2 separate regions of the Homo sapiens genome follow, and region 1 is linked to region 2. A link is a loop called in an ENCODE intact Hi-C map of the cell type or tissue named here. Cell type or tissue: sigmoid colon. All regions are shown on one strand. Links, peaks and the distances in the headings refer to the core of each region. The heading gives the core; the rest is flanking DNA.

What was found. A loop is a pair of places that touch in the nucleus more often than their neighbours do. Peaks named below come from ENCODE experiments on the same cell type or tissue, not always from the same donor. Only the 100,000 strongest peaks of a DNase experiment are listed, where the experiment ranks them.
Region 1: a loop joins it to region 2, with 2.7 times the contacts of the local background. A loop is called at or near these places in 5 of 110 quality-filtered maps.

The regions. Positions count from the first base shown.
Region 1 is chr6:44,038,459-44,053,781 of GRCh38, forward strand. The region is part of intron 1 of SCIRT (stem cell inhibitory RNA transcript); the gene reads right to left. Among named protein-coding and RNA genes, the nearest start is that of SCIRT, 29 kb to the right of the region's middle. RefSeq lists enhancers at 1,122-1,879, 3,581-4,329, 5,174-5,468, 10,680-10,829, 13,163-13,757. In sigmoid colon, for the core only: no CTCF peak of the experiment used is centred there; DNase peaks (open chromatin) are centred at 7,333, 10,903 and 11,853; H3K27ac peaks cover 938 bases.
Region 2 is chr6:43,966,510-43,981,832 of GRCh38, forward strand. No RefSeq gene overlaps it. Among named protein-coding and RNA genes, the nearest start is that of LINC03040, 26 kb to the right of the region's middle. RefSeq lists an enhancer at 11,028-11,287. In sigmoid colon, for the core only: no CTCF peak of the experiment used is centred there; DNase peaks (open chromatin) are centred at 4,939, 6,193 and 6,582; H3K27ac peaks cover 856 bases.

The sequences.
Region 1 (15,323 bases), core at 3,854-11,853, 73 kb after region 2:
GGTTCTTCACTGAAAGGTCAGAGAGTATGCTAAACCCAGGCAAGCCCGCAAGAGGTCGTTTCATCCATCTTCCTGCCTCCATCCCAAACTCTGGTAGCAACATCTGGACTTTCCATCCTAACATGCCCTGGAGCTGGGACATACTGACTCCCTTGGATGGTTTGTTTCCCTCTGCCCTGGAAGCCCCTGCCATCCCCACATCATTTTGACAGTGTCTTAGCTTTGAAATTTTGCTGTGTGACCTCAGGCAAATCAGTTGACCTCTCAGAGCCTCAGTTTCCTCATCCGTTCAATGGGGATAATAGCACCGGGGTGCTATTGCGGGAACAAAGTGAATAATGCATGGGAAGTGCCTGGCAGGTGGTGGGTGTTGGTCAGTACCCCCTCTTGCCCCAGGCTGCTCCCTGGGATGGCACTTAGCCAGGAAACTTGGATATCATGTAGTGTGTCTGCTGTGGGTCCAGCAGTCTGGCAGAGCAAGGAGGAATGGGCTATCTGAGATGGAGAGTGGGTAACCAAAGAAGGCCTCCAAGAGGAGGTGAGTTGCAGACAGGAACTGATGCCTGAACTATGGAGTAAAGAGAGGGCAATCTTCCCACGTGGGAGACCTGATCTCTGCTAAGACTCATGAGAAAGAAAAAGCTGGGGTAGGAACACAGGGCAGAACAGCCGGGCCAGTTCCTGGAATGGGGAAAGGTGTGCGGAGGGGACAGCTGGCAGAAAGGGCCACTGGGAGCCACTTCTGAGGGTCAGCAAGCCTGGCATGCTCCTGGCCCTGCTCAAGACGGTGACGAGTCAGCAGGGGAGGAACTCCCACTGAGCCAGGTGAGCAGCCCTGGCCTCAGGAGTGAGGCTGCCAGCTTGCCTCCAGGAACTGGCAGCAACCCTGGCAGGGACAGGGGCAAGGGCCTGGGGAGTGGAACAATGTGCTTTGTGTGCGCTGGCCATGGTGGGGCTGGCTCTTGAAATTTCCCTAGAATAAGCTGGAGCCCAGGGGCAGAGCTAGGGCTGCCTCTGCTGAGAAAGCCTAACCCTGCAGTCCACCCAGGGCGACAGGAGCCCCCACCCCAGCCCTCACCCCTCCATCTTCAACCAGACCCTTCACAGCCTGCCCCACCTTGGCTCAACCAGTAGCTCCTCCACACTCACCCACGCCCTTCACTCCTGCCTGGGGCACACGCACCCCCCTGCACCCTGTGCTCAGTGCATGCACCCCCCCACCACACACACACAGGCAGGGGTCACCCAGTATCCAGTGGGTTTATGGAGAGAGGGGGTTCCCCTTGTACTAGATAGTATGAAGAAACCATGATGTGGGGGCCAGAGAGCGACAGACACAGAGAAAGACAGGAGGGCCCGATGGGAGAGTTACGACCAGAGAACAGGACAAGAAAGAAGAAAGGGACAAAGAAAGGGGGGGTCGAAAACAGACACAGAAAGACAGAGGCAGTGAGGGGAAGGACCTCAGAAGAAGAGCGGGACACTGTCCTGGGGGTTCCTGGGGCTCTGGTGGTGGGCAGTGGTGTGCTCTGCCCTCAGCCCTACAAGCCCCAGCGCCCTTGGTCACCCACTCTGGGCCTGCCACCAAGATAGTTACTAAACTCTCTCCTCTTCTCACAGTTCCCTCCCCCGGCCCTGTGTCACGTTCAGGTAAAATATTCAGGGCTCACCCACCACTTCAAGAGGGAGGAAGTCCTGAGCTCCCAGGTCCAGGCTTTAAGGGCTGGGGGCCAGGCCCTCGGCTTCTGCACGGTGCTCCACACAGCTGTGTAGACTGCAGGGCCCTCTGACATCTGTCCATCCCTGGTGTAAGCAGACCTTACTTGAGCCCCAGGCCTATTGACCCCCAGGGACAGCATCTCTACCACTCATTCACAGGAGCCCCCAGAATCCAGCCAACATAGCTTCATTTTCTCCCCAAAAGGCATTGCTTGCTTTTTGGAGGAAACACTCCTCCCGGCTTTCCAGGCCTATCATGCCACCCCAGGACCACTGACTGTTTCCGTTGTCCTCGCCTCTTCTCTAGGAGCTCATTTCCTCTGCATACTCGGAGATTTTCATCTCCTGCCTCCTTCAGATGCCCATAAAGAGGGCAGGCATACCCAGTCTGGCTCAGGTACCCAGGGAAGCTACTGACTGGCCAGAGAAGGGTCTGGTCTCCTTCCTCCTTTGTTTCTTGCCTCTCAACCAGTCCCCTCTCCATGACAAAATATTGTCTTCAGTCCCACCAACAGTTTGGAGGTGGACACTTTGCAGGGGAGGCTTAAACCCTAACTACTACATGCTCTTCACCTTCCCTCAGCTGGGTACACAGGGTTTCCCCCTTAGGGAAGCAACTGGATTGCCTCTCTTCCAGAAAATTAAAGCCACCCAGGACTTCAGTGCCAGGCCCTTTATTATGAATTCCTCCAACAGGCCTGGAATGAAAGCCAGGCTGCTGACTAGGGCCGGCCCTCCAAATCCCCTCAGACCCTAACAAGGAAGAGAGCTATCTTGCACAATGCCACTTGCCAGGCCACCTGCAGCCCCACAAGTCCACCTCCTCATTCTCATTCCCGAGCACTGCCAGGGGCCATCAGAGAGAAAGAGGGCTAGGGATGGGAATGGAGACTGAGTCCTACAGGTAGGGAGGGCAAGGGACTGAAAGAAAAGGAGAGCAAGAAGGAGGGAGGGGAAGACCGAACCAGAAAAAGATGTCGGGGGTGGGGGTTGGGGTGGGGTGGGATCTGTGGAGAGAGAGTGGAAGAGAGAAAGAGATGGGGAGAGAGACAGGGAAAAGAGAAATAAGAGTCATGGTAAGAAAGAGACAGGAACAGAGAGCCTCGGCTTCTCCTGGCTTCTCTAGACCTCTCCAGTGGGATTTAAGACCTCAAGCAATCCTGGAGATCAAGATGGAGGCTTGGCCTGCAGTTTGAGGATCAAACTGTCTCCTGGAAACTACCCCCATGCCCTGGACCCAGCCTCTGTGGCCCAGGACAGTAGTGGGGACAGGTTAAGGCTAGGGAGTGCCTTTGCCAGGCACTGGGAAAAGACACTGCAGGCCCCAAATTGTGGTTAATCTCCAAGGACACGCAAGAATGCAGCAGGAGAGACTAGGATTAGACAACAGGGAGAACTCGATGACAGCTAGAGCTCCGGGATTCATTCCCTGCAAGGGCAGGGAGGTTGAGGGGGCAGAGGAGGAAGGAATCTGCAAGGAGGTTGCTGACGTCCTCCTGGAAGGCTAGAAATGAAGCACAGGCAGCCGAGTCTTCTCCCACCTCCCTCCACCCCCAGCGATGAGTCAGGGATTCCGCAGAATGCTGAATTCCTGTCTTCCTTTGGGCAATGATACTTGACACTCTCCTAGGTTTTCTCTCCTGCCACAGAAGTAAAATCTTCAACCATTCTCAAGGACTTCTTTCTCCTCAGCTCCCCAGACAGGCCCCTGCTTTCCTGTGAGTCACTGTATCTTCAAAGCCCCTTCCTGCCTCAGCCTACCCCAATAGCTCTCAGGCTCCTGGCTTTGCACGTGTTGTTCTGTCTGCCTGGAACACTCTTCCCAGAACTAGCTTCTTCTCATCCACCAGAAACCAGTTTAGATGGCACCTGCTGAAACAGATCAGCTCACAAAGGCCCGGCACAACCTGGCCCACAGAAGCATTCCTGAGTGCTGTAAATGAATGAACTGTGAATCAATGAATGCAGAAGATTCTGAGGGGCAGAAACCACATGCCCTACCCTCAGGGAGCCCACGATCTGATGGTGGAGACTCAGCCTCTGCCTTGGAACCCCTCAGTGAGCAGAGCTGTGGAACTCAAAGAAAGGAAAGCCTTGCCTGGGGCCTGCAACCAGGTTCCCTCTGAACTTCAAGGCAAGGAAGTCTTCTTCTATGGTCAGGGCCCAGCCCACACCTGCTACAAAGGCAGGGCCCAATGAACATTTCTGGGAGGGAGCAGAGGGGAGGGGAGGGGAGGGGAGGGGAGGGGAGGGGAGGGAAGGAAGACATCTCATGGACCTTTGGCTTTTCTTTGAGGGCTGCACTCTGGTCAAGAGGCTCCCTGGTGACCAGGGCCAACTGGCCCTTTCCATCAGAGCCAGGCACTGGAGAGCACAGTGTGGGTGCTTGCTCCATATTTGAGAGCAGAATAGAGCTGGAGGACTCTGGGCATCGAGAAGCCAGGCCCCAGCGACAAGGCTACCTCAGTTTCCAGACCCACAATGAGAGCAACCAGAGGAGGGAGGGGAGAGGAGGCAGGCTGCCACAGGGCCAGGAAGAGGCAGCTAAGGCAGTGTGGGACCCACCTGGGGTGAATGGATGGCTGAGCCTCCAGGGTGGCCTCAAGGGTTGCAGGGGAGACCAGACAGGGCTAAGGGTTGCAGTCCTGGTGGGATCTGAGCCTGGGGAAAAGGGAGAAGCTGGGGAGGAATCCTTCCACCAGCCCTTCAAGGCGAGCAAAGCCCCCTGCACTCCCCCAGCCCCAGCGAGAGCAGCTGGTTAGTGGATCAGGATCATTGCCTCAGGAAGGCAGGGGAGTTTCTGTGAATGAGTCTTTTCCATGCTCAAACCAAAACCTAAGTCCCTAGCCCAGCAGGCAAAGCTGCCACTTCCTCTCCAGAACAGCAAAGACCTAAGGCACTGGGAAGAGACCTGCCACTTGGGGCACCTCCCTTCAGGCCTCCCTGGGGGTGGCTGCTGTGGCACAAGTGGAGGAGAGACAAGTCAGGATGGGAGACTTTCTCCTGAGCTGGCCTCTGTGTTCTGCTGTGATATCCCTGCCCCAGGAGACAAAGTGCCACAGAGGGTAAATAGTAGGGGTGGAATTTAAACCCTGAGAAAGAGAGCAAAAAGTCACAGACTTCCTGGGTCTATGCAGGGATAAGAGCTAAGTGCCAGGGAATGAGTAAGTGCTGAAGCATGAAGCCAGGGGTTAGTGGGTCAGTGACCCACCCCATCCACCTATTCCTTAGCTGGCCATCATTAGGGAAATGATGTATTTATTTAACCAACACGTACATAGTGCAAGGTAAAACACAAATACCTAACAAATATTAATTCAGTGATTACCCAGAACAAACCTAGGAAGAGAGCACTATTGTCATCCCCAGTTGCAGATAGGGAAACTGAGGCCCAAGGAGGTTACCTGACTTGCCCCACATCACACAGCTGGAAAGTGGCTGAACCGGGATTCAAACCCAGACATGATGCTGCCCCAGTTGGGTCTTGCTGCTGCCATGATTTCAAGGCCTGGAAGGGGTCAGAGAAAGTCAAAAGTCAGGAGGCCAGCATCAGAGTAGGGCAAGGACCTCCCCCAGCAACAGCCAGAGCCTGAGAGAGAGCAGCTGATGTAATTGCACCCCTTGTTGCGGGGGTGGGGAGTTGGCCCAGGCCCAGGGAGTGGCCAATGGCAGGGCCCCTGCCTCCCTCAGCTTGCCAGGGAGAAAAGGAACCCCTCCAGGGTATTTCTATTATCTGGAGGAGAAAGTGAGGTGGGAAGAAAAGTTGGCTGGAAAGCAGACTGAACTTGCAACTTGGTTTAATAACCAAATCCCAGTTCTCCCTGTGAGCCAGGGCTCCCTCCCACTGTCCCCTCCAGAAAAATCCAGGCCAGGCCTGGGTCTGGGAACAAAGAAGCCTGTCCCCACAACCCCCCCTCCCCCAGCTCCCAGCTCCCTACTAGAGCCCCAGAAGTAGGGTCCATTTCTCCTGGAACCTGCCATGGCCCCTCCAGGCCTCCAGTCCCACTCTTCCCGAGCTCAAAGAGAAGAGGAGGATCCCAGAGATGGGTGACTGCATTTTCCACCCTGAATATGAGGCTGTGTGGGTTGGAAAAATAAACGGCACTGGTTGGGGAAGGGGGAGTGAACTGTTTGAATGAGGGCTGTCCTGAGAAATGCCGGTCATGTGGTCCTTGGTCCAAATGAAAGGTCAGAGCACCCACTGCGCAGTCAGAATGGCTGGGGAGCGGGAGGAAAGGGGAGGAGCAGAGTGGGCAGTCCTCATACACACTCACACACAAACATTCACATACATCTTCACACACACCCACGCTCACATACACACACACATATTCATATACACATTCACACACATCCATATGCGCCGTCACACACACACACATATTCATATACATCTTCACACACACCCACGCTCACATACACACACACACATTCATATACACATTCACACACATCCATATACAGCTTCACACACACCCACACACAAACATTCATATACATCTTCACACACACCCACGCTCACATACACACATATTCATAGACACATTCACACACATCCATATACACCTTCACACACACACACAAACATATACATCTTCACACACACCCACGCTCACACACACACACATACATTCATATACACACATTCATATACATCTTCACACACCCACGTTCACATACACATATTCATATACACATTCACACAATCCATATACACCCTCACACACACACACATTCATGTACATCCTCTCACACACACACACATATCCATATACACATTTACACACACCCACACTTATACACATTTACACACATCCATATACACCCTCACACACACCCATACACACATACACACTCACATTTATATACATCTTCACACACACATTCATATACACACTCACACACATTCATATACACATTGCCACACACCCACTCATAGACACACACACTCATATACATCTTCACACACCCACACTCATATACACCTACCTACATTCATATACACACACTCACATACACATTCACACACACATTCATATACATTTTACACACCCACACACTCACACACATTCATATACACATTCTCACACACCCACACAAAACACAAAAACATTCATATACATATTCATAGACACATTCACATACATCTCACACACCCCACACACACACACATTCAAATACAGTCTCATGCACACACATTTATATACATATTGTCATACACACACTCATACACACTCATATACGCTCATACATTTATATACACATTCTCACACCTCGACACACTCACATGCACTTATCTATACACTCATACATGGAGACACTCAGATACTTAGATACACACACACATACATGCAGACACACACTCCAACACTCCTACACACATTCACCCCCCTCACACACCCACACATGTATATACACTCACATCCTGAAGCACACTCAGACACATACTAACTCTCAGAAACACACTTATCCCTCAGAGGGGGTAGGACCAGCCTAGGAAAGAGTCCTTCTGGGAGAATGGCATGGCTGGTGACTGCCAAGGGGTAGGCAGAAGCCTAGGACTGGGCAGGGAGCCCAAGAGTAGGGGGTGGTGCTGTGGGCCACTGTGCAGAGGCCAGGACTGTGAATGAAGTGGGCACTGCTCCTGCCCCCTCCCAGGCCTGCCTCTGGCCAGGCCAGCCTCCATCCCGGCATTGTCTCAGGCATCTTGGGCAGGGTTCCCAGAGCTGGCTGAACCAGGGGCCTGGCCAAACAGCCCTCCCCTGCCCTCCCATTCCTCTCTTCTTGCAGGGAGGGGGTGGGAAACCTTCCCCATAACCCTGGCATTTCACCCCCAGCCCACACAGGTGGCTTTTGGAGAAGCTCAAGTGCCAGAATTTGACCCGAAAACTCCAGGTTCCACAACGCCCCCTGCTTCCTTCCCAGGCCAGGAAGCCTTGGAAGTCCAGCCCCCACCAACCTGTCCCCTCAACTATGACATTCATTTCTTTTTTTTTTTTTTTTTTTGAGATGGAGTCTCGCTCTGTCACCCAGGCTGGACTGCAATTGTGTGATCTGGGCTCACTGCAACCTCCGCCTCCCAGGTTCAAGCAATTCTCCCACCTCAGCCTCTTGAGTAGCTGGGATTACAGGTACCTGCCATCATGCCCGGCTAATTTTTGTATTTTTGTAGAGACGTGGTTTCACCATGTTGGCCAGGCTGGTCTTGAACGCCTGACCTCAGGTGATCCACCTGCCTCGGCCTCCCAAAGTGCTGGGATTACAGGTATGAGCCACCACGCCCAGCCCATGACATTCATTTCTACCACATCCCAGGTATCCCATCTGCTCTCCTCCACAGGCTGAGTTTAGTGCAGGGCAAACTGTCTCCCTCCCCACATCCCCCACCCAAAGCAATGGGAACTACTGGCATTTTAGTCTTAAAGGCCAAATGAATCACCTGTGTGCATGTGGTGGGGGCAGGAGGGGCAGGCATTAGTAGATTGATTTGAACCAGTTCCCTCTTTGAGAACTGGCTCTCTCCTGCCCTCTCCAAAATGTTCTCCACCAACCCCTCAACATGCAGTCCTGGCAGGGTGAGTCCCACTTCTCCCTGTTGGTGCCAGAGAGCTGAGCCACCCTCACAGCCAGCCAAAGGAAGGGACCCTATGGGCAAGAAGACCAGCCATCATCCGGAACCGGGTGTCCTCCCTTAAGGGGACTTGGGCAACACCCTTTACAGGACTTTGTAGGGTAACAGCAAGAGGATCACCATGCTGTCCTCACAGGGCTTGCATCTGGGAGGGGCTCTTCCCTGTCTTGGAACTGAGCCTGGACAACTCAGGTGCCCTCCAACCTGTTCTCTACCTGAGCCAAAGAGGTTTTTTCCAAAACACAAATCGGATCCCATCCAGCCCTTGCTTAAAACCTTTCAAACGTTTCCCAGTGCCCTCCGGATAATTCCTTAATGCAGCACAACATGCAAGATCTGCCATTGCACCTCGCCTCCTCTTCCCCTCCCCATGTCATGATCCTCACCCATTGAAAGGAATGCCACCCCTCTCCCAGTTCTGGGATGCTCACCCCCACTCCCAGCTCACTCATCATCCTGCAGATCTCAGCTCCACCTCTCCTGGAAAGTCTTCCTAGATCCACCCCCGGGTCTCAAGCTGAAGCCTCCTCTCTGCTCTAGGGGACACTGTATCTCTTCTGTCCTGGCACTGATCACAGTGTGTTGAAACAGTCTGTTTGCTCCTCAGCCTTCCCATCTCAACCAGGAGCTCAGGAGGGAAGGGATACATCTGTCTTACTCATCATTAAGCTCCTAGCCCCAAGCACAGCACCTGGCACAGAGGAGGTGCTGGATAAACTTGAATAAATGAATCGATCAATCAGTCAACAGCCCATCACTACCCAGGGCCATTTTGCACACCTTCCAGGGCTGGCCTGAGGCAAGCATGCCCACACCCCTCTGCTCATGCCCCTCAACCCACTGCTTCATATGGCACGGTAAGTCTGGCTCCCCACCCTCTGGAAAGAATCCTCTGTATAGACCCCTTCCCCTAACCAAGCCCCACCACCTTCAGGGAAGGCTGAGCTCTAATCCAGGACACCACTCCAGGAAGTCCCTGACTGCCTCCACAACCTCACCTGCTCCAAACTCCTACAAAGCCTTTCACTGGGGCCACCCTTTGGCTTATATCACAATGTACTTTTTTGGGTTCACTGTCCGTTCCCCTAAGGCTCTTGGCCTCCCATGAAGGCTGGGGCCCTGGCAGACAGAACCAGCAGGTGCTACCTGGGCTGCACTCTGAGGCAGGCCCTGTGCTGGGTCCTCTAGAAAGATAGGCCAGCCTGGCCCTGCTGAGAACTCGGGATGGAGCAGGCTCGGGAAGCCAGGGGTTCTACTGTTTCCTTTCTCACCCTAGGCCCTGCTGGGGACCAGGACCTGGAAATGAACATCAGAGGAGGAAGGCCTCAGTGTGGAAGGGTATCAGCCAGCAGGCAGAATCCAAGGAGAGGGAAGAGCTAAGATTGGGCCATCAGAAGCCAGACTCCCAGTCCTGGGGCAGGAACCCAGGGGGGTCAGGGAACAGTCCCAGCAGAAGAGAAGGTGAATGGGAAGCTTCCCTCCATCTGCCTTGGCTGCTGCTCAGCTGGGAGAGGCTTCTACAGAGGTGAAGGACTCACTAAAAGCGTAGGGCTATGTGTATGTCTTCCCCAAACCCCTGCAGCAGTTCACCAGCCTCTTGGCAGTGGTGCAGCCAACCCCCTGCCCAAATCACCAATGCTCTCGGTACCAATCAGCAGAGGTTAGATGCGTGCTGGCCTAGTGCGTGCTGGCCCCTGGCAATGGGCCAGAAGTACAGAAGATTTGGTGCTGGCGTGACTGGAAGGCTCTCTGCACAGACATCCTTACGACCCCCTCCACACACAAACACATTTTCAAGCTTAAGGATGGGGCTTGAGAAGGTGGTCCATTTCCCCTGGGCAGCCATGAGATGGGGACCTATGTCCCTCACTCACACTGGGCCATCCATGCTGATGCTGGCCAGGAGACCCACGTTAGCTTCTGACTTTGCCATCAACCTGCTAGGTAACCTCAGATAAGCCCCATCCTCCTCTCTGTAAAGTGGGTGCAATAATCCCTGCTCAACTCACCCCACAGTGTTGCCATAATGATCAGATGAGGTTGTGCCCATGAAAATGCTCAGCGAACTTTAGAATCTACAAAATGAAATGTTTCTGATTATCATTCTTGTTGTTATTATCATCTAAGGAAACTAACTCTGCTGCCTTATTGAAATCAGCAGTTTCATCTCCCTTCGAGATCCCCTTGCTCAGCAACCATCACGGCTCCCCTTTGCCTACAGGACAAAGGCCACATTCTGTGGTCTAGATGTTCATCTGGCCTAAGCCTACTTTCCAGTTTTATCTCCCTTGCCTTTTAGTCTCACTGGTCCTTTTGGAGTTCCCCCAGCACATTTTTTGTCTTTCTGCCTCCATGCCTTTGTCCATGCTGTTCCCCCTCCTGGAACGCCCTCCCCCATTGCCACCTATGGAATTTAACTCCATCTTTCAAGACCAAACTGTGGCACCAGCTCTTCCATGAAGCCTCTCTCTCAGCTCAGCCAGAAGTGCTCTCTCCTTCTCTGTAAGGGACGTGGTTTTCATCAAATGCCATGACACTTTCTGGCACAGAGTTAGTGCTCACAAAATGAAAGTTGCAATGACCACGCCCTGCACTCTAAACACTGACTCATTTCATCCTTACTACAACCCCATGGTTGTGTACTATTAGCATCCCCATTTTCCAGATAGAAAAAATCAAGGTGTAGAAAGGCTAAATACCTTGCCCAAAAGAGCATCAGACCAGGGCTTGAACCTGATCAGCTGACTTTGGAACTCGTATGTGCCTCTAATCATGAGGAACTGCACCATGTCTATTTATTCAGTTTTGCTGTCCCCTGCCCAGCCCAGGGCCTGGCTTGGAGCAGGTGCTCAGTAAATATTTGCTGGCTTCAGCACTCATTCCTCAAGCCTCCTGTGCACAGTCATCTCACTGTCCTGGGAGTCTCTTAAAGGCAAGGCCCAGTGGCTGGCTCAGAGGGGTCCCAGGAAACGTGGCCAAATGGCTCCACTCACCTGCATATCCATACATGTCCTCATGCATCAGAGTGCCAGACTAAGGCTGGAAGAGATAGGGCTGCAACCCTTGGGCCAGCAGCACGAGGCTGTCTGGTAGCACACTTGGTGACCAAGTTGGCTGCTGGACAGGGTCAGAGATTAACCCACCCTCTGTGGTCATGACAGGGTGTCAGGAGAGCCCTGAGCAGGGTGGGGAGGGAAGCAGGAATAACTCTCAAAGTCTGAGTGCAAGGAGCTCTAGGAAGCACCTAACCCAATTATTCACTCCCATTTAACAGATAAGGAAGGTGAGGCACTGGAGTTGGAATGACTTGCTGGAAGATGAAGAGCACAGAAAAGGCTTGCAAAGGTGCCAGCATTTCTGGGCCTTTCCTCCTCACCCTGTAGGTGGGCACGGGCCCCCTCCTCCCCCTTGGAGAGCTTGATAGTCACCCCCATGTAGCCCAGGAACCAAGAGGCCTGAGCTCTTTGGTGATCTCAGCCCCAGAGAAAAGGGTGCCCTCAGACAGCTTTGCTAGGCTGCTGTGCCCAGCCAGCAGCAGCCCCTTCAAAGAGAACAGGGAGAGAGGTTGGGAGAAGGCCAGCCACTAATTGTGGAAAATAAATCAGAGACATCTAAACCACACAGTTGAAGAAGGGCCAGTTGCACACAGACATGTTTCCTTTTGTGTTCTTGCTCACCAAGTTTAATTGTTAATTGAAAGCTGGGAGTTATATAAGTTATGGGGATACCAAAGAAGGAGTTGGAACAAGCTGTTGAAAATTACCCACTTGCTGAGTGGTTTGTGAGGCAAGGAGGGGTCTCAAAAAAGCGGGCAGCTGACCCCAAGAGGGCAACCAGAACAAAACCATCCGCTAAGAACTCTCTCCATCTGCAGCCGCATGATTCCTGGAGCTTAAGAGCAACGAATGTGTGTTCAAGCTGCTGATTTCCCACAAGTGCACATGGAAATTCAAAAGTAATGCCATGATATTGATTATCAGTTTAATAATCAGACAAAATCTCCCACATATCTGACCCTGCGCCACTTGTAAGCAGGGCTGTGTCTCCCTCTCTGAGGGGGATCCCTGGGGACAGGGCTGTGTCTCCCCTTAGACTGGGGCTCCCTGAGGACGGGGCTGTGTCTCCCTCAGACTAGGACTCCCTGAGGCAGGGGCGTGGTTTCTCTATGAAATCAACCTCACCTCACCAACCTGGGTTGAGGAACCAGAGACCTGCAGCCACCTGTCACCATTGGAAAATGTCAGGACACACCCTCATGTCAGAGTGGGAAGGGTTAAGACAGAGCTTGGAAACTGCAGTTCTCAGGAACACCTTTCTCATCAGCCAGCCCTTCCTGTCCTGACTGCTGCCAGGACTTAGATTGGCCTCTGATGGGTTCCAGCTCACAGCTAGGCCTCCTGCATTCTGACCCTCAGGCAGTGGTGTCCTGTAATGACCCACCACGGGTATTCCCAGCCGCCTGAGCCAGGGAGGGCTGGCATTAGGATGGAGTGGGATGCAGGGAGGGAATGGGCAGCACTGCCATGGGGAGGAAGCAGAGTACAAGGGAGGGGACGCTGGGGCCTGAGGCCCTGGGACCTGGGGTAGGAGGAGACGGTGAGGCCTGGGGTAGGAGGGGATGCTGGGACTTGGGGTAGGAGGAGACAGTGGGGCCTGGGGTAGGAGGGGACACTGGGGCCTGGGGTGGGAGGGGACGGTGGGGGCTGGGGTGCCAGAGACTCCCTCTGGCCACCTGGCCCTGTAGCCTGGAAGCCCAGGGTGGGGTGACATGGGCTGCCCTTCCCACATGGGCTAGTTTCTTTTGCTGCCACCAGACCCAGGGAGAGGCCTCCTTATAGCCTCCAGCCTGGGCAGCAGTCCGTGGCTCTCCCGAACCCCTCCTCAGCCATGAGTCATTCCCAGCAGTCTGCATGAGCCAAGGCAGCAAACCCCATCCCACAGCCTGCAGAGAGCCTGGGACAAACTGCATGACTGGCCAGATGCAGGTGCCCAGCACAGGAGCATCCAGCCTGGTCTGGATGGGAAGACTGAATCTTGGATCTTCAGAAATCCCGGCTTTGGTTTCCCAAACACTGTCTCTTCCCCACCCCCACCTCCCAGCTCCCTCCTTGCCCGGCTCACTGAGATTGTGGTGCATTTCTCATTTTTACCTTGTCTCTCACCCAGACCTCCTCTAAGCATCCTTGGGCCCTTCGGGACTCAGCTCAAATATCTTCCACCCTGGAAAGTCCCCTGTTCACCTTTTCGCACCCTTGGCTGCATAGGCCCACACCTCTTCCTTGTTAGACAGGGAGCTGCAAAGAGCAGCCGGGACTCTATTTCATCCTTTTCTGTCCCCTAACAGTCAGAGCAGCGCCTGGCCCATAGGATGCGCTCGTGATAGCGTTTCCAAAGACGGATCCAGCCAGGAGTTAGATAAAACCACTCAGACCCTAATAACCAATATTTGCTGGTCCCAGCTGCTGACAAAGTCCCAACTATTCCTGGACAGGTCAAGGAGGCTCTCTGCCTAGTACAATGACCTGCTACAATGACCTGGTATCACACTCCCCAAGGACCACACGCAAATGGCACCACTGATGTGCCTGAGCCTTCAGGGTGCCTCAAAGCTGTATAGTGGTGTGTGGTAAAAAGCAGAGAAGGCTTCTTACTCCCCTTCTGTTCCTCTCTGAGAACATCCAAAACAGAGCTGCTGTGCCCGGCATCTTTTAGAAGGTTAGAAGACAGTGTGTGGTCAGTGTGGGGACTGATTTCAACATCATTCCACCCCCTGCTGTGTGCCTTACTGGCCTGCAGAGACAGGAAGAGCCAAAAAACTACATTTCCCAGTCTCCTCCCCTGCTGTTGGGATTGGGATATAATTCAGGTTTAGCCAATCAGATGCACGTGCATGAAATTTGGAAGGCTGTGCTTCTGCAGCGCCAGCTGCTTTCTGGGAATAAGAAGGGGTGTGTGTTGTTGTTGTTGTTGTTGTTGTTGTTGTTGTTGTTTTGCTGCAGTACGGGCAGAGGGGGTCAAGAGGAGAGACACAGTGTGTCTGGCTCCTAGCATGGACCCCAGCAGGTGCAGTGTGGAGCTGGCAGCAGTGGCAGCCTCCTGATCACACTGCAGTGTGGTTCTGGGGCTGGTGACCTCATGATTGCCAAAGAGGCAGCAGCTCCCTTGGTGGCCCAGTTCTGCAGTGTGACTTTGAGAGCTGTTCCTGAAAGCTCCACCTTAAGCCTATGTCTTCGACCCTGCCAATAGTTGTGTAGCCATTTCATACTCTGTGATAAGTCCCTTTCACTTAAACCAGTCAGAGCAGATTCTGTTCTCTGCAACAGAATCCTGATGGACACACAATGCTTTATATCCTAGTCCTATACAGAGCCACACAGCTCTTGGTAGCAGACTGAGACTGGGCCCAGGGTCCAAGCTCCTTGAATAAGGCCTGACTGTGCATGTGTGCACGTACCAGGGAGGCAGGGGGCTCATCCGGCCCCATCCTCCCCTGGCCCCACAGCGGGCACTCACAGAATTCCTGAGGAGAAGACAGGGAGAACCCAATGCCTGTGGAAGTTTAAACAGCAGTGTGTGGGCTGAGCAAGCATGCCAGGGCTACCTGGCTAGGCATGCTAGGGGCTTGGAGCAGAGTTCAAGTGCCAGGGAATGGAGCCGATCTGTAGGTTTGGACAGAGGAAGTGGAGGCTGGGATGGTGGGCTTCCTGTGGCCTGCTCTCTTTCAGACCCAGATATGAGTCCACCAGGGAGCTGGGCCAGAGCAAATCCAGTCACAATCATCAGCCTGGCTTAAAACGGCCCTTGTCCTACGACTGTCCACCTGACTCTCTCTTCCCTTTGAATAAGTTCTTTTCTGGGAGTTTCTTTAGATCTTATGCATGTCTGAATTCCATCCAAGGAAGGTAAATAGATTCTCATTTCATCTCTCAACTCTGATCAGTTAGTAGTGACGACCTGGACCAGTATATGAGAA
Region 2 (15,323 bases), core at 2,957-10,956:
ACAATACTTATCACAGTTTTTATCATTTTTGTGTGTGCAGTTATTTCAAGTTTTTCTCACCCACAGAGATGGAAAGCTTCAGGAAGGGAACAGGTTCTGGCTTGTTCAGCACTAATCTCCCACACAGGGCCTAAAATATAGTAGGTGCCTGATAAATATTTACCAAATGGATGAATGAACTATCCCGTTGGAACACTGATGTTAAGCAGTAAGGGAATGCTTTTAAACCAGGAGGGAGGCTGTGCTTACAGTGGAGACCTGAGCACAGTGCGGAAGTGCAAGTCCCTGTCCCATCTTTACTTACTGTGTGATGTGGGAATCTCCATTTCCTCTCCTGTAGGATGGGATCATAATAATGACAATCACACACTTGGCAAAACCCTGAGGTTGCTACGCCATCAAATGCAACAACGGACGTGAGACTCTTCTACGAACTGCCCAGCCAAGTCTGCAGAGGGCTGACAATGGGCTTGGATTCAGATCCCAGCACTGCTGCTTAGTAGCTGGGTCAGCTTGGAGAAGTTACTCAACCTCTTTGAGTGTCAGTCTCCTCAAAGATGCAGTGCAATCTCTACCTCATAGGGAAGTAGGAGAGAGACAGTGTGTCTCAAGCACTCAACACCAAGTCTAGCACGGAGTAAGCCTGAAGCTCAAGTGGGCGTCCACTGTGACTATTACCTTTATCGCCAAACATATTTTATACAGGAGCTGTGTAGCATTGCTTATTGAGAAACCAAAGAATGATGTTATAGTATATGTTTTTATAATACGCCTAGGACAGGAGGGTGGGGCAGACTTTGGGGAGAGACCTCCTTGAGCATCTCTTCATGCTAGGCACTGGGCTGTACACACATGGGGAGCTGCCAGCCATCTCCGCCTGCCCTAAGGTGGTTCATTCTACAGGCTCATTCACCTCTGGAAAGTAAAACCAGCCACAGTGGAAGGAGCATCTGAGGCAGATCCTGGCCACAGGCAGAACCCTGTGGGAATCAGGCCATAGGACATTTATGCAATATGGTTGAACAGGAACAGGGTAGTGGCCTCTTAGAGCTCAGCTTCAGATCACAGGGAAATGGGGTTTCCCATAGGGCCAGGGTAGGTTCAGGATGGAAGCCAAAACCACTCGGGTAGGCTGGGCTGAGCACTTGATTGGGGGCTCAGGAGAGAGAGGTACCACAATCTGAGCACCTCCTATTAATACTTGGTAGGCTCTGGCCTGGGCACTTTAAAGAGCATCAAAGCAATCCTACCAGGTAGGTGCTACTAGCCCATTTTCCAAAGGAAGAAACTAAGGCTCAGAGAAGTGAGGCCAAAATATGCTGAACCAGAATTCTACTCCTTGAGCAGGCAGCTTTCCACTGCCCCAGCCTGCCTCCCCCGGGGAAGGAACCTAGGTGCTGACGGGACCTGTCCTGGGCTGTCTCCAAGGAGAGAAAGCAAGCAACAGGGCCCAGGACCCTGGACTCTCTCCCCCAAGTCTCCTCCACTTCCAAGTAGAAGTGGAGACCTCTGTATGCCTCTAGAAGAATAAATTATTAAGAATGTTATTAGCTATAATTTAATGAGCGATTATTATGTGCCAGTGAGCTTTCATTAACTCATTTAATGCTCACAACAGCCCGGTGGCTGGGTCCCTGCCCACCTTTATATATGGATGAGAAACCAAAGTCCAGAAAAGCTAGCATTGATTCCTCTGGCACCCCTTCTACTTTTTTGGAAAATAAAAATGCGTTGTTGCAATACTTTGGAGCATCAACCCAGAATCACATAACAAGAACAGAGGAATTAGTCAGTTGCAAAGTCCTCCCTCGTGTCTACCCCAAGTCCCTCAGGCTGCAGTGAGAGCTTGACATTCCCCAGCTTCTCTGGGCCAGCCAGCAGCCACCCCCTACCATGTGGCCTTGGTCCCTCCTCTGCTGGGAATCAGGAGGGGGGTGGTCCTCCTTTGTTCCCCAGGCTCGGGGGAGCATTCCTACCCCAGAGAGGCCAGCTGAGGTCACGGGTCTATGCCCCCTCCCCAGGCCAGCCTGACCAAGCTGGCAGCCCCGTCAATCAGGTGCAGCCTGCTCAGCAGCCAGCCTTTTATTTCCTATATTAAAAGGGCTTGTGATTCCTGATTGAATTAAAGGCGGGAAGGTCAGCTCTGAGACCAGCAGGGAGATTTCAATCACGGGAGACCGGAGGCAGCCAAGGTGGGCAGGGGGGCAAGGCAGGGAGCAGACAAGGCCAGGAGCAAGAGTAGGGACGGGCACCACCGCTTCTCTCCCAGGCCAGACCAGTCAAAGCATGGTACAAGGGTGGCTAGTCCACAGCACCCACCCCCACAACCCTTTTGAAAATGTCAGTTTGAATTAAAGAAATTTCATCCTCTGATACAGCAGACAACCTGAACTGCTGGACTAGGCAGACTTGCTTGCGTATCTGTTAGTTAAAATGCCCTCAGAAAAGTGAATTCCACAGTTTCCCTCATTTCCTACTGTCAGCAGGTTCTTTCTGACTTCTCTCTTAAACTCCATGTTGGATCTTAAGGAGACAAAGATGATGCTACTTGCTTTGAAGTTATAAAGGACAGTCAATCAGCTGCTTTTTCGGCACCTATGGCTCAGGCTCAGGGATCCTGCAAACTGCCAGTGCTTTCCTGCGACCTGGGTAGAGTGGGGAGAGGACTGCAATGAACACAGTCTTCCTGGCTGTGTGCTTGGGGGAAAGCTCCTCATTTGCCCAGGGACTCAGTTTCCCCATCTGTGCAATGGGCAGCATAGTCCGTACAGGATTTGCTGGAGTACTAGCCTTCCCTGGATAGTCAGGGTTGAGATGTGCCTTTTTGCTTGGGCTAGCACTGAGTCTACCTTATATATAACCCTGGAGTCCCCCTGCCAAGAGTCAAGTCAGGAAGTACAAGGGCTTGATTCCTATCTCTGCAGGGCAGATATGGAAGCCCTGGGGTAAATGCCCCATGTCCTCCAAGGATAGGCAGGAAGAACAGGCTTGACCCATGGTGGGGCTAAAGTTAAATATCAGGATGAACTGACTTCCTCAGTGAGAGTGGTTTCTGGAACTAGATCACAGAGAAGCCTTTTCCCGTCTCCCTACCCGCTACCCCCTCCGGTCCTGTGCTATCTCCATGCAGGCAGCCTTAGATATAGGGGTTGCACCACAAGTGGTGGGACTGAGATCAGACATGAGAAAGGACTTCCTAATGGTGGGCGAGATAAGGCAGTAACATACATCATCAAAGGAGGGGCGCCTGTGGGGCACGTTTAAGGAAATAAGGAATCATGGGCACCACCTAAGGCAGTGGAGGTAAGCTCTGGGCCTGGAGCCAGAGAGCTGGTTCCCTTCTCAAACCTTGCTGGTCTTGAGCAGGTCCTTTGCCTCTTCTGCGGAAGGGAGGTGATGATGCTATCTTAGCAAACAAGGCACGCACAGGCTTCTAATGGCAGAGTGACATGGGCGGCTGAGGGTCGGCTGTGTGGGTGGCTTTTTCCTGTATATATGAATTTTATATGCCCTTCCAAAAAGTCAGTAATATCTTTTTAATGCCTTAGCATAGCTGTATCTTTCTCTACCAGCAGATTCACAATTCCTGTTCCATGTTCCAGACACTGTTTTAAGTACTTTACATATATTTAACTCATTTAACCTTCTCAATAACTGTCATGATCCCCATTTAGAGATGGGGAAACTGAGGCACAGAGCAGTCCAGTAATTTGCCTAAACTTAGCAGTAGCAGAGTGATGGTTTGAATCGGGGCAGCCAGGCTCTGGAACAATGCTAGCACTCAAGCTACAACTCTCTGTGATGAAAGAGTCCTTCTGTATCTGTGCTATGCAGTGTGGCAGCCATGAGCATTTGCCATATGACTTATGTGACCAAAAAACTGGATTTTACTTTTACTTCATTTTAATTTAAGTAGCTACATGGGGCTAGTGGCTGCTGTATGGGACAGTGCAGCTCTAGAGACCCTGGGAACACCAGGCAGGCAGGACGAGGTCATCACTGAAGATCATTCAGATTTGTCCCTCTCATCCTCCCATTACCCTCCTCCTGCTACTTCCAGCCTAGACTTCCAGGAAAGTTCTCCCTTTCTCCCACATTCCCCTGTGAGAGCTTCCTTGTCCATCAGCAGGTGTGTGTTCCACCCACAGCTGCCTCCTTGTTCCTGACATGCTTGAAGCTGTCTTGGAAGACCAGGACAGCCCCATGCAGGGGCCTGGCCTGGTCCTTGGTGTCTGAGTGAGCTCCCTGTAGAGCCTGGCCTATTGGTGCTGGCAACCTCTCTTGACACCAGGGAGAGAGCACTTCTCCCACGAAGGGGACCCATCCCTCCTTGGTGGACACTTTGTGACCTGAGTCCACTGGGGAGACATATATGGACAGCACTCCCACACCAGGGCCTCAAGCTGGAAGCTCCCTTCTAGGTCACACCCTGTCCTGAGACCTGAGGTCTCTGCAACTGATGGGGTGTACTGACAGCTTCCTGCTCTGCCCCCCAGGGGCTGAGGCCCAATAGGGCGCTAGATGCTAGAACCGCAAGGAGTCAGTGGTGCTACGGAGGGCTGGAACTCATTCTGAGCCTTGAAGTAGGAAAAGTTGTAGGTGAGCTAAGCCTGTGGTAGGGGGCATATCCTGCAGAAAGAAGAGTAAGGTCAGAGGGGTAGAGGCACAAAGGTTTGGCTGCATTATCATATAGGAACAAGGCAAGAGTTGAAGCCACAGGGAGCTTGGGGAGAAGAAGCAGCTAGTAACGCTAACACCCCTGTTTTAGCACCCCTGCAGGCCAGCACAGTTCTAGACCCATTATGTGTGTTATCTCATATGGTTCTCAGAACTGCCCTAGGAGGTAGACAGACCTTACAAAGAAGGAAAAGGAGACTCAAGAGGGGAGAGGCACTTGCCCAAGTCACACAGCCAGCAGCCTGGCTTCACCGGTACTGCGCATACCTGGCCTGCTTCCAAAAGACACGTGGACTTGCTTCTGCAAACAACAGATTTTCAGGAGGATCATGCCAGGCTTGTACTTTCTTATTCTTTTCTTTTCTTTTGAGACAGGGTCTCACTCTGTCACCCATGTTAGAGTGCAGTGGTGTGATCATAGCTCACTGCAGCCTCAACCTCCTAGGCTCAAGCAGTCCTCCCACCTCAGCCTCCAGAGTAGTTGGGATTACAGGCCTGAGCCACCACACCCGGCCCAGGTTTGTACTTTGAAAAGCTCCCTGGGGCTGCTGAATGAGAATGAATGGGAATGGGAAAGGCAGGAGACAGGAGCTGGGCAGGAAGTGGTGGCAGTAATTGAGAAAAAGAGGGCCTGGCCTGCTATGTGTAGGAAGCTAAGTCAGCAGAGAGAGGGAGAAGGCCCCAAACTGCAAAGTGGATCCACAGGGTGCTGTTGGCTGGGGTGGAGCTGAGGAGGGACCGCCAGAGAAAGTGATGACTTGCGTTTAGATCATGTTACTTTTGAGGGGCCCATGAGAACTTCAGGGATCTGGAGCTCAGGAAGGAAAACCTGAGGTAGAGGAATGGATTTGGGGGCCAGTGTTGATGGTTGAGACCTTGAGTGGGTTCTGGGAGAAGAGAAGCAGCCCCCATCTTACCCTGAGGACTCCCAACCTCCCAGGGACCAGCAGAGGGTTGGGAGCCCTTCAAGAAAACAAAAACAGAGACCCAGGAGGACAGGCATCCTGGAAATGAGGGAGGTCAACATGGGGAGACCTAGGAGGACGGGCATCCTAGTAATGAGGGAAGTCAGCATGGGGAGGCCCTGAGCAGGCCAAGGAAATAAAAACTCAAACTGGACCCTCCAGATTTGGTGCCCAGGAGGTTCTAGCAGGGACAGCAGAGGGCAGGAACCAGGCTGGGCTGTGGGGTGAGGACAGCATGGAAGGCAGGCCATGGGGAAGGGGCGCAGCTCTCCAGGAAAAGGGAGAAGATGAGGCAGTGGTTAGAAGGGAGGTGAGAGAGCACCTCTGGGGTCCCTGGGTACACCCTGCCACATGAGTAGTCCCTGGAGCTTCAGGTCTGCATGCCCTGGCTCCTTTATGCCAAGTGTGGCTTCTCTGACTTCCTCCCTCACACGCTCCGAAAAGCACTCAAAAAAGTGCTGAGCCCACTGCTGGCCCTGGAAAGGTTTGCTGATTCACGGAGGTGGAGAGTCTGGCAGCCTGAAGATGGCAGAGGACTCCACCCTGCCTTGGGGAAAGAAAGCAGCCTGGAAGATGTAGGAGAGGCCACAACATTCTACTCATATACATCCTGTGCAGGGTGCAGGGCCAGAGATGGGCAAGAGCCGGTGCCAAGAACATATCCCTAGCTGGCCATCCTCTGAGGCAGAGGGAGCAGAGAGGTCCCAGAACTACTGTAGTTTTATACTAAGTCTTAAAATTAGGTAGTATAGTTCTCTAGCAGGTGAGGAATGAAGGAGGGTTCCTTGGGGGAGGTGCATTAGTGCTGGGCCCAGCGGATGGGTTCAGTTTTGCCCAGTGGAAATGGAAAGGGAAAGGACATTCCTGACAGCATGCACACAAGCAGGAAATCGAGAGGCCTTGTAGGCATCTGGCAAGGAGCCTGGGCTGGCTGGCTCCTCCAGCATCAGCTGTGGAGAGACATGACGCTGAAGGGAAGCTGGCCTCCAAGTCAGGGAGAGCTCTGAATGTGCAAGTAAAAGAGTTGGAGCTTTATTCTGCAGACAGTGGTGAGCCCTTGCAGGTTTTGCAGCAGGAGAGATCTCTGAGGGTATCTCCTCTGGCTGGAGCAGCTGTGGGAAGACCAATTGGTTCTTGATGGGAGGGAGGGGAGGGAATGTCCATCAGGGTCTCCCATAGGGCAAGAACCCCAACCCCACAGTCAAGGCCAGGCTGGTAAAAATAGCTGGGAATCCCGCTGGATAAAAATAGCTGTGGGCAAGGGAACTCACCTGCACCAACAGGTAGGAAAAGTAGGTCATGGCTATGGGCCACCTGGGAGGTGAGCAGGAGGGAACAGAGCTCCTTCAGAGCCTACCACTTCCTCCTTCACCCGTGAAGACTCAGCCTCCTGGGCAGCTCTGAGCAAGGTCTGACAATGGAAGAAGGTCTGGAATTAGCTCCCTAGGCCTGTGGGCCACATGCTATCTCTCCCTCTGGGGGCATTTCTACCTCCCAGCTAGCTTTGAGCATCTTCTGGCACCCTGCTTTGACTTCAGGAATCCACTTCCCAGCAGAATCTAGTGATTCGTTTCTTGGCGACATCACTTTCTAGACTCACTGAGTTCAGAATCTATTAACCTCTTTATTGTAACTGTTGATTTATTGAGCATTTATGAAGTTCTATGCGTGGTGCTAACTTTTTCACAGTACAAGAATAACCTCTCTGAAATATGAGTCTGTTCTCCAAGAGCCAAGCGTCTCTCTCTCGGAACTTCTGTCCACACTACTGGGTTTTTTAAATTATCATACAGTAAAATTTACTGTTTTTCTTCTGGTATACGGTTCTATGGATCTGAACATGTGCAGATGTGTGTATCCTCCACCATCATCAGGATACGGGAAAACTCCATCATCCCCTAAAAACGCACTCATGCTGTTGTTTTATAGTTATATCCTCACCCCACCCATAGTCCTGGCAAATACTAATATGTTTTCCATCACCATAATTTTGTCTTTTTGAGAGTATCAAGTAAATGAAATTACAGTGTGTGACATCTTGACTGGCTTCTCTCATTTAGTATGAAAGTCTTTGACATTTATCCAAATATTGTTGCACTTATCAATATTGTTCCTTTGTACTAATCAGTGGTATTTCATTGTTAACCATTAACCCATTGAAGGACATTTGAGCAGTTTGCAGATTTTGGCTATTACAAATAAAGTTGCTATGAACATTCAGGTACAGGTTTTCATGTGAAGAGATGTTTTCATTGCTCTAGGGTAACTACATTAGGAGGGGGATTACTGGGTCACATGGTAAGTGTATACTCAAAGATTTAACTTTACAAGAAAGTGACGAACCATTTTACAAAGCATCTGTACCATTTTACATTCCCACCAGCAATGTATGAGAGTACTAGTTTCTCTGTGTTCTTGTCAGCTCTTGGTTTTACATTTTTTAATGTGCTATTCTAACAGGTATGTAGAGGTATCCCATCATGGATTCAATTCACATTTCTCTGAGTGTTAGTAATGTTGAATATCTTTTCATGTGTTCGTTTGTCATTTTTATATCCTCTTTGGTGAAGTGTCTGTACAAGTCCTTTACCCATTTTTTTAATGAGGTGGCTTGTTTTCTTGCTTTTGAGTTTTGAGAGTCCTTCGTATATTCTGGATACAAGTAATTTGTCAGATATGTGGTTTGCAAATATTTTTTTCCCAGTCTGTACGTTGTCTCTTCACTTTCTTGACAGTGTCTTTCTTTGACAGAGCAAAAGTTTTTAATTTTGATGCAGTTTGGTTTATGAATATTTCCTTCATGGATGAATCATGCTCTTGGTATCATTTTAGAGCTCTTCACCCAGCCCCAGGTCATAAAGATTTTCATATATGTTGTCTTCTAACAATTTTATAGTTTACATTTTACATTTTGATCTGTGATTCATTTGGGGTTAATCTTTGTATTTAGGTCAAAGGTTTTTCTTTGTTTATGGATGACTAGTTGTTCCAAATTCATTTGTTGAAAAGATTATTTTTTCTCCATTGAATTGCCTTTGTACATATTATTCATATTTGTGTAGATCAATTTCTGAACCTTCTGTTCTGTTTTACTGATCTGTATATTCATCTTTTTGCAAATTTCACACTCTCTTGATGACTACTGTAGTTTTGAACTAAGTCTTAAAATTAGGTAGCATAAACTGGGCAAGGTAGCGTGCATCTGTAATCCCAGCTACTCAGGAGGCTGAAACAAGAGGATTGCTTGAGCCCAGGAGTTTGAGGCCAGCCTGAGAAACATAAGAGAGACCTCATTTCAAAAGACAAAACAACTGTCCCCCTCAAAAAAAAAAAAAAAGAAGAAGAAGAAAGGAGATTAGGTAGTATGATTCCTCACACTTTATTCTTTTTCTCCCCAAAATTGTTTTAGCTATTCTAGTTCCTCTGTCCTTCCACAATATTTTAGAATCTGCTTGTTAATATCTAACAAAAAAATCCTGCTGGGATTTTGATTGGTATTGTGTTAAATCTATAGTCCACTTTGGGAAATTGACATCTTTATGTTGAATCTTCTGTCCATAAATATGGTATACCTTTCCATTTGTTTAGGTCTTCATTATTTATTGCAACAGCATTTTGTAGTTTTCAGCATACAGATCCTGCACATCACACTCGTCTCCTCCACTAGACTACCAGCCCCATGAGGCAGGGACCATGTCTGTATTACATACCACTGCATTTACTGAGCTTCCAGAGGGCCTGCCTGGCATGCAGTTGGTCCTCACTAAATATCTCTGAGTGAATAACAGCACTTTTGCATTTGTCATCTAATTTAATCTACCCACAATCAGGTTAGAGATTACACTTCTTACTTCATGGAGGAGAAAACTGAGGCTTGGAAAGGAGGTATAGTGAACATATCTAGAATGTTCCTCAAGATTCTCGCCTCCTGGTGTACATGCCCTATAAAATTCCCTCCCTTGAGTGTGGAAAAAGGACCTATGAATACGATGAGATATCATTCCCGTGATTCGTTCACATTATAGAGCAAAGGTGGAGGAGTTTTGTAGATGTAATTAAGGTCCCTAATCAGTTGACTCTGAAGTTATCGCAAAGGAGATTTTCCCAGATCAGTCTGACCTAATCAGGTCAGACCTTTTAAATGAGAGTCTGGAGGACACAAGGTGGAAAAGTCAGAGGGATTCAAAGCAGCAGAGCTGCTCTTCTATTGGCCTTGAAGAAGCTAACTGCCATGTTATGGAGAGGGTCACATGATAGAGAACAGCAATATCCTCTAGTAGTTGAGGCCCTCAGTCCCACAAGGAACTTGGGAGAGAACCTCAAGCCTCAAATGAGATCACAGTCCAGCCAACACCTTGACTTAAGCCTGGCAAGACCCTGAGCAGAGAACAAACTTGTGGTAATTTGTTACACAACAATAGAAAATTAATATGGAAGCCTTTCCTAGGGACCCAGAGTTGGGACTCACACAACTCCTGGGTTGCTGAGCTATGCTCTCAACTACTTATCTGTCTCCCAATGCCTTCTCCTCTTGGGGGCTTGAGCCTTTTTGTTTATGCCTTTTGTTTTGTTTTATCTTTGTTTGGATATCAGGATTACAGAATCCTTGGTCTATGACAGTCTTATTAATGGTACATGCACAGCCCACTTTTATTTATGTTGGTTCGTTAGTTGGTTTTACTAATGCAATAAGCACCCTTAAACCCACCACCCAGAATAGCTAGTCCTTGACAATAACCCACATCTAACCACTGCCCCACATCCTGCCCCCGATTCCCCATCTGCAGAAATTGTCATATGAGTCCTGTGTTCATCATTCCCTTGCTTTATGAAGTTTAATGGCATAAAATTATTTTTTAAATTGTAATGTTTTTTAATTTTATAAAAAGGGTATCATGCAGTACGTAATCTATTGGGACTTTTTCATCTCAATTTTCTGTTGCCAAGCTTCATCCATATTGCTCTGTGTTGGAGTATGTCATTCATTTTGACTGCTATGTAACGTTTCACTATGTGACCACATCCCCACAACTCATCCATCCACTCTGCTCCTCATGGGCATTTGGGCAGTTTCCAGGTTTTTGCTATTGTGAACAGTGCTACTCTGAACGTTCTTGTGTAAGTCTCCTGGTTCAGTAATTTACCTCTCAGAGTCAATTTCTGCCTAAATAAACTAAAGGGGAAGGATTTTGTTTCTTTGCCACAGAAGATCCAAAAGACTAATAAAGCTTCTTGCTAGGTGCCTGCCCTTAACTGCACTCACCCCCAAACTGCTGCTTTCAGCAGATCCATCCAAATGTTGTCTCCCCCAGACACCCAAATCCGGGTCCACAAACCCCAGCCATCCACCAGGGGAGCATCAAGAGCACACAAGACAACTCCTCCTGGACTAAAGTTTCAATATCGAGAACTGGCTCTGAGGAAGTGTGCTGACCACAGGCATGGCTCATTCGCAGTTATGGGCAGGACTTTGGTCCCAAAGATATCTCATGTCACTGTGCACTCGGAATCTGCTATTCTGGAAAGCCCCCCAGCCTAAACCACAGCAGAGCATGCGATGACAGCGAGTGTGGTGACAAGTTAGCAGAGTGGGAAGTGAAACGCGGCCATAGGCTGGTCCTTGCCCTGCCTGGCCTCGAGGGAGACCTGATTGAGTCCCTGATCCCTCTTGGGCCAAAGTCTCCTCACATAGCTGAGGGGGGATGCACACTTAGTGAGATAAGAGGTTGATATCTGGTTAGATCTGGTTAGAAAGTACAAGAGGGTGGAGAAAGTGACATCTGGTTAGAAGGTGTGAGAAGGTGGAAGGGGCTAAGAGGGTGGCCAGGGAGAACCCTGCCCAGGGTTGAATGGGAGGGCCCACATTGAGGGCTGATCTTCCCCACCTAGTCCACTCAGACTCACATGTTAATCTCCTCTGGAAACGCCCTCATAGACACACCCAAGAATAATGCCTCACCAGATTTCTAGGTACTTCTTAGTCCAGTCAAATGGACATGTAAAATAAAGCATCACACCATAGACACTTTCTTCAAACCCTTGGGGGTCAGCTATTAGTTCCAGAGGTACAACTGGAAAGGTCTCACAGGGAGACAGACCCAGGGTGGATTCCAGGGGCTTCCCTTGCTCCAGGCCTCTGCAAATGGATGCCTTGGGAAGGGCATGAGTGAGCCTCACAGCAGCAGGGAGGGCTCAGCCTGTTCATCTCTGAGGTCCTCCCACCTGGGTTTCTGTGGCTCTACGAAGGTTTTAGCCCATATCTGCCCCACACGCGTACCTCCCAGGCAGGCCTTCCCTCCATCCTTATCTTCTCTTTCCTTCCTTCTCATTCACTCAGCACACCTTGAGAGAAGCACAGGGATTGGGGCAGTCAGTGTGGGGAGTGTGTAGAGCAAGTTACACAGAAGAGTAGGAAGAACTCAGAATGGAGATGATGAGGCTGAAGGCCAAGGTTCCTCTTAGGCTCCAGCCAGAAGCTGGGCTTGCCAGAAATTGATGCTTCTGGAGAAGGAGGAGGTGCTGATGACTCAGTGCCAGCCTGAAAGTCATGAAGGACGGGGGAACCAGCGTTTCCTCATACCCCAAAGGTCAGAAGGATGCATGGCTATACCTGTAGTGGGTTCAGGCTATAGTCCCCGGTCAATCTAGCTTCCCACCCTTGTGTGTCCCTGGGTCCTGGCTGTAAGCTAACTGAGCAGAGTTTCCCGCACAGCAGCCCTGCTGTCCCACTAGCATCAGAAGAGGAAAGCAGGACTGTCTAAGAAGCCCTGTCTGTGGCGGTGTCCACAGGGGGCGTCTGCATGGGCTCCTCACTCCTGCATGAGCCCCGAGTAGAACAGTCTCTGAGCTTGTACTGCCTGCAGAAAGAATCGGAGGAGGCCAGTCTCTGCTCCTGAAGTTATGCATCAGGGAATGAGCAAGGCTGGGTGGGTCCTGTGAGTGAGAGGATGTGCTTGCACAAGGGACCAGCGTAAAATATGCTACTTATTTGGAGCACCAGCCTTGAGGTACACCCTGAGGCGTCAAGGTCTGGGGAGGTGCTCACATCTGGTAGAGTCTGCGCAGGCCAGTGAGGCAAATATCAGGTCATCACTATTTTGGGTTTCTGTGCAGGAAGGGAGCCAGCCGCGACCTGTGCTTTCATCATAGAAGGATAGAGAGCTTCCTTCTGTAGCCCAAGTTCCTACTCACCTCCCATCCTGGCACCCCCAAATTGGACTCTTTCAGAACAGAGGCCTCTGTCTTAGCCTAGTTTCCCCTAAAAGTGGAACCTGTGGGAGCTTTGGTCTCAGGGGCAACTAAGCTGATTTGGGAAGTGATCCCAGGAACAGGATCAAAAGATGAGGGTGAGGAAAGAGTGAACAGGGTGTCAACCAATACAAGGATATGTTATCTAGTTGGCCACCCCTGTGATGGGTGTTGACCCCACAGAGATCTATTTAAGAGACTTATGAAATGTGTTTCAAAACAGTCTACCCAGAAGGGCAAAAAGGGATCCTTTGGCTCCTGTATCCCCCATTGCACAAAGGTGACTCCAGGGGAGTCCCTTCTGGTGTGCACTACTTAAGCGCTAAGCAGTTCCACAGGTGTCCACCCGTAGGACATCAGAGAAGTCTCTGGCAGGAAGTAGGAGGTTCTAGGCCAAGGCAAAGTGCCATTTAATTGCACCTTTGCAGAGCCCACGAAGCTTGCATGGAGCTGGCCTCTAAAGCAGAGGTCAGAGTAAGCGATGGGCACAGAGAAATTTGGACCAAAGTGTCCAGTAAAGGTCCTTTCTTTGTGCCTTCACCAAGCCATCAGCAGCATCAGCAGCGTGTTACAGGGCCAGCTTTTCAGAGTATGAAAAATATTTTCATAGAGTCAGAGAAAGCTCGGAGGTGGGACGTCATGGTGGGAGTCAGCAAATTCCAAGTACCTAGCAAGGTTTCAGAGCTCTGCTCTGCTTTGTCCAGCCTCAGGACCAGTCTGCCTTCTCTCCTTAAGTGCTTCCCTAGCCAGGGGGCCGGGAGCCAGAATGAAGCAAAGGCCACTCAGCCTGAAACTGCAGCCAGACCTCTCCCTGAAGAGCCTCCCTGCGCCCAGCCCTGCTGAGCCCTCTCTCCGCACACATTTCTTTCCTGCCCAGCCGGCCTCAGTTCATTTCTCAAGCGGCGCATGTGGGCTCCTCCACTTTCTCCCTGTTCAATGTCTTAGCTCCACTTTTTCCTGGGCTGCACCCCAGCCCCCTCCTGCATGCCCACCCACCCCCAGACATTGGCGCTGGCTTTCCAGGCCCCCTGTTGCTTGGCCCTTTCCAAGCCTGTTTGGGACCCAGCCCAAATCAGCAATTACAAGTACCCACTTTTCCTTCTCACTCACACAAGGTAGCCATTGTCCACTGTACAAGGGAGAACCATCTGTGCTCATGTTGCAGTAAAAAAGGTTGTTTACCCAGGGTCGTCAGCACAGCCTTCATGCTGTGTCCTCCCCACTGCATGGCAAGTGCAGGCCAAACACGTGTGGGCCTCATGGGCCCACAGGTTAGGTGCAGAGGACAGACATGCAAGGCCTGGAACAGACACAAGATGGGCACAGAATGGGGATGCAGGCTTAGAACAGATACACGGGCAGCTACCACTTGAGGCCTTAGCAGGTATGGTCCTTTCTCAGCTGTGAGTTCCCTCTGCTCAGGCCCTTAGATGGATGCTCCCTCCATTCCTCCTTCCTACCTCCTCACTTAATCCTTACTATAAGGCCAGGAGAGTGGTTCACGCCTGTAATCCCATACTCTGGGAGGCCAAGATGGAAAGACTGCTTAAGGCCAGGAGTGTGAGACCAGCCTAGGCAACATAGTGAGACCCTGTCTCTAAAAAAATTAAAATTAGCCAGGCATGGTGGTGCGTACCTACAGTCTCAGCTACTTGCTTAGGCAGGAGGATCACTTGAGCCCAAGTTTGAGGCTGCAGTGAGCTATGATCTATGATCATACCACTATAGAGCAAGACCCTGATTCTAAAAAAAAAAAAGTTCACAACCCTCTGCCCTCCAAGGTGGGTCTTACGATCCCATTTAATAGACAAGGATATAGGGGCTCAGAGATGTTCCTTAACTTACCCAAGGGGAGAGAGGAAGAAGGAAGGATGCAACAAGGTACCTATAGAGAACCCCAGGATAGCAGAGCTGGGAGAGCTAGACCTGAAGAAGTTTCTATTCTTCTTTATGGGAGAGGGGACAGTGAGTTGGTTAGGTTGTGTGGAGAATTCCTCACTGAGCTGGAACTTGGGGATTTGGCTCCAGGCAGGTGGGGCCAGCCAGAAGGGTTGCCCTGAGGGGCAGTTGGTGACCTATGAAACACTCTCCCCTCCGCATTAGGGAAGGGAGATTTTCAGCCAGGACACCCCTGCCCTGGAGACAGGGATATGTGCAAGACACCTCCTGGGGGCATAGCTGCCCATATCTGGCTTCCCCACAGCCATGATCACCCTGGTGGGCTCCTGGGTGGGGAAGGGATTGGCAGGAGGATCACTTGCAAGGGAAGTCAGAGCTGTTTCCAACATTCACAGCAGTGTCCCAAGGCCCAGAAGCCCCCAGAAGGAGCCAAAGAGACTTAGTCCCCACAGGGCAAAGGTAACCCAGGGAGCCTGGGTGGGCCTGAGTGACCACCCATGGGCAGGCCGGGCATTTTTGTTCTTGGGAAACCCT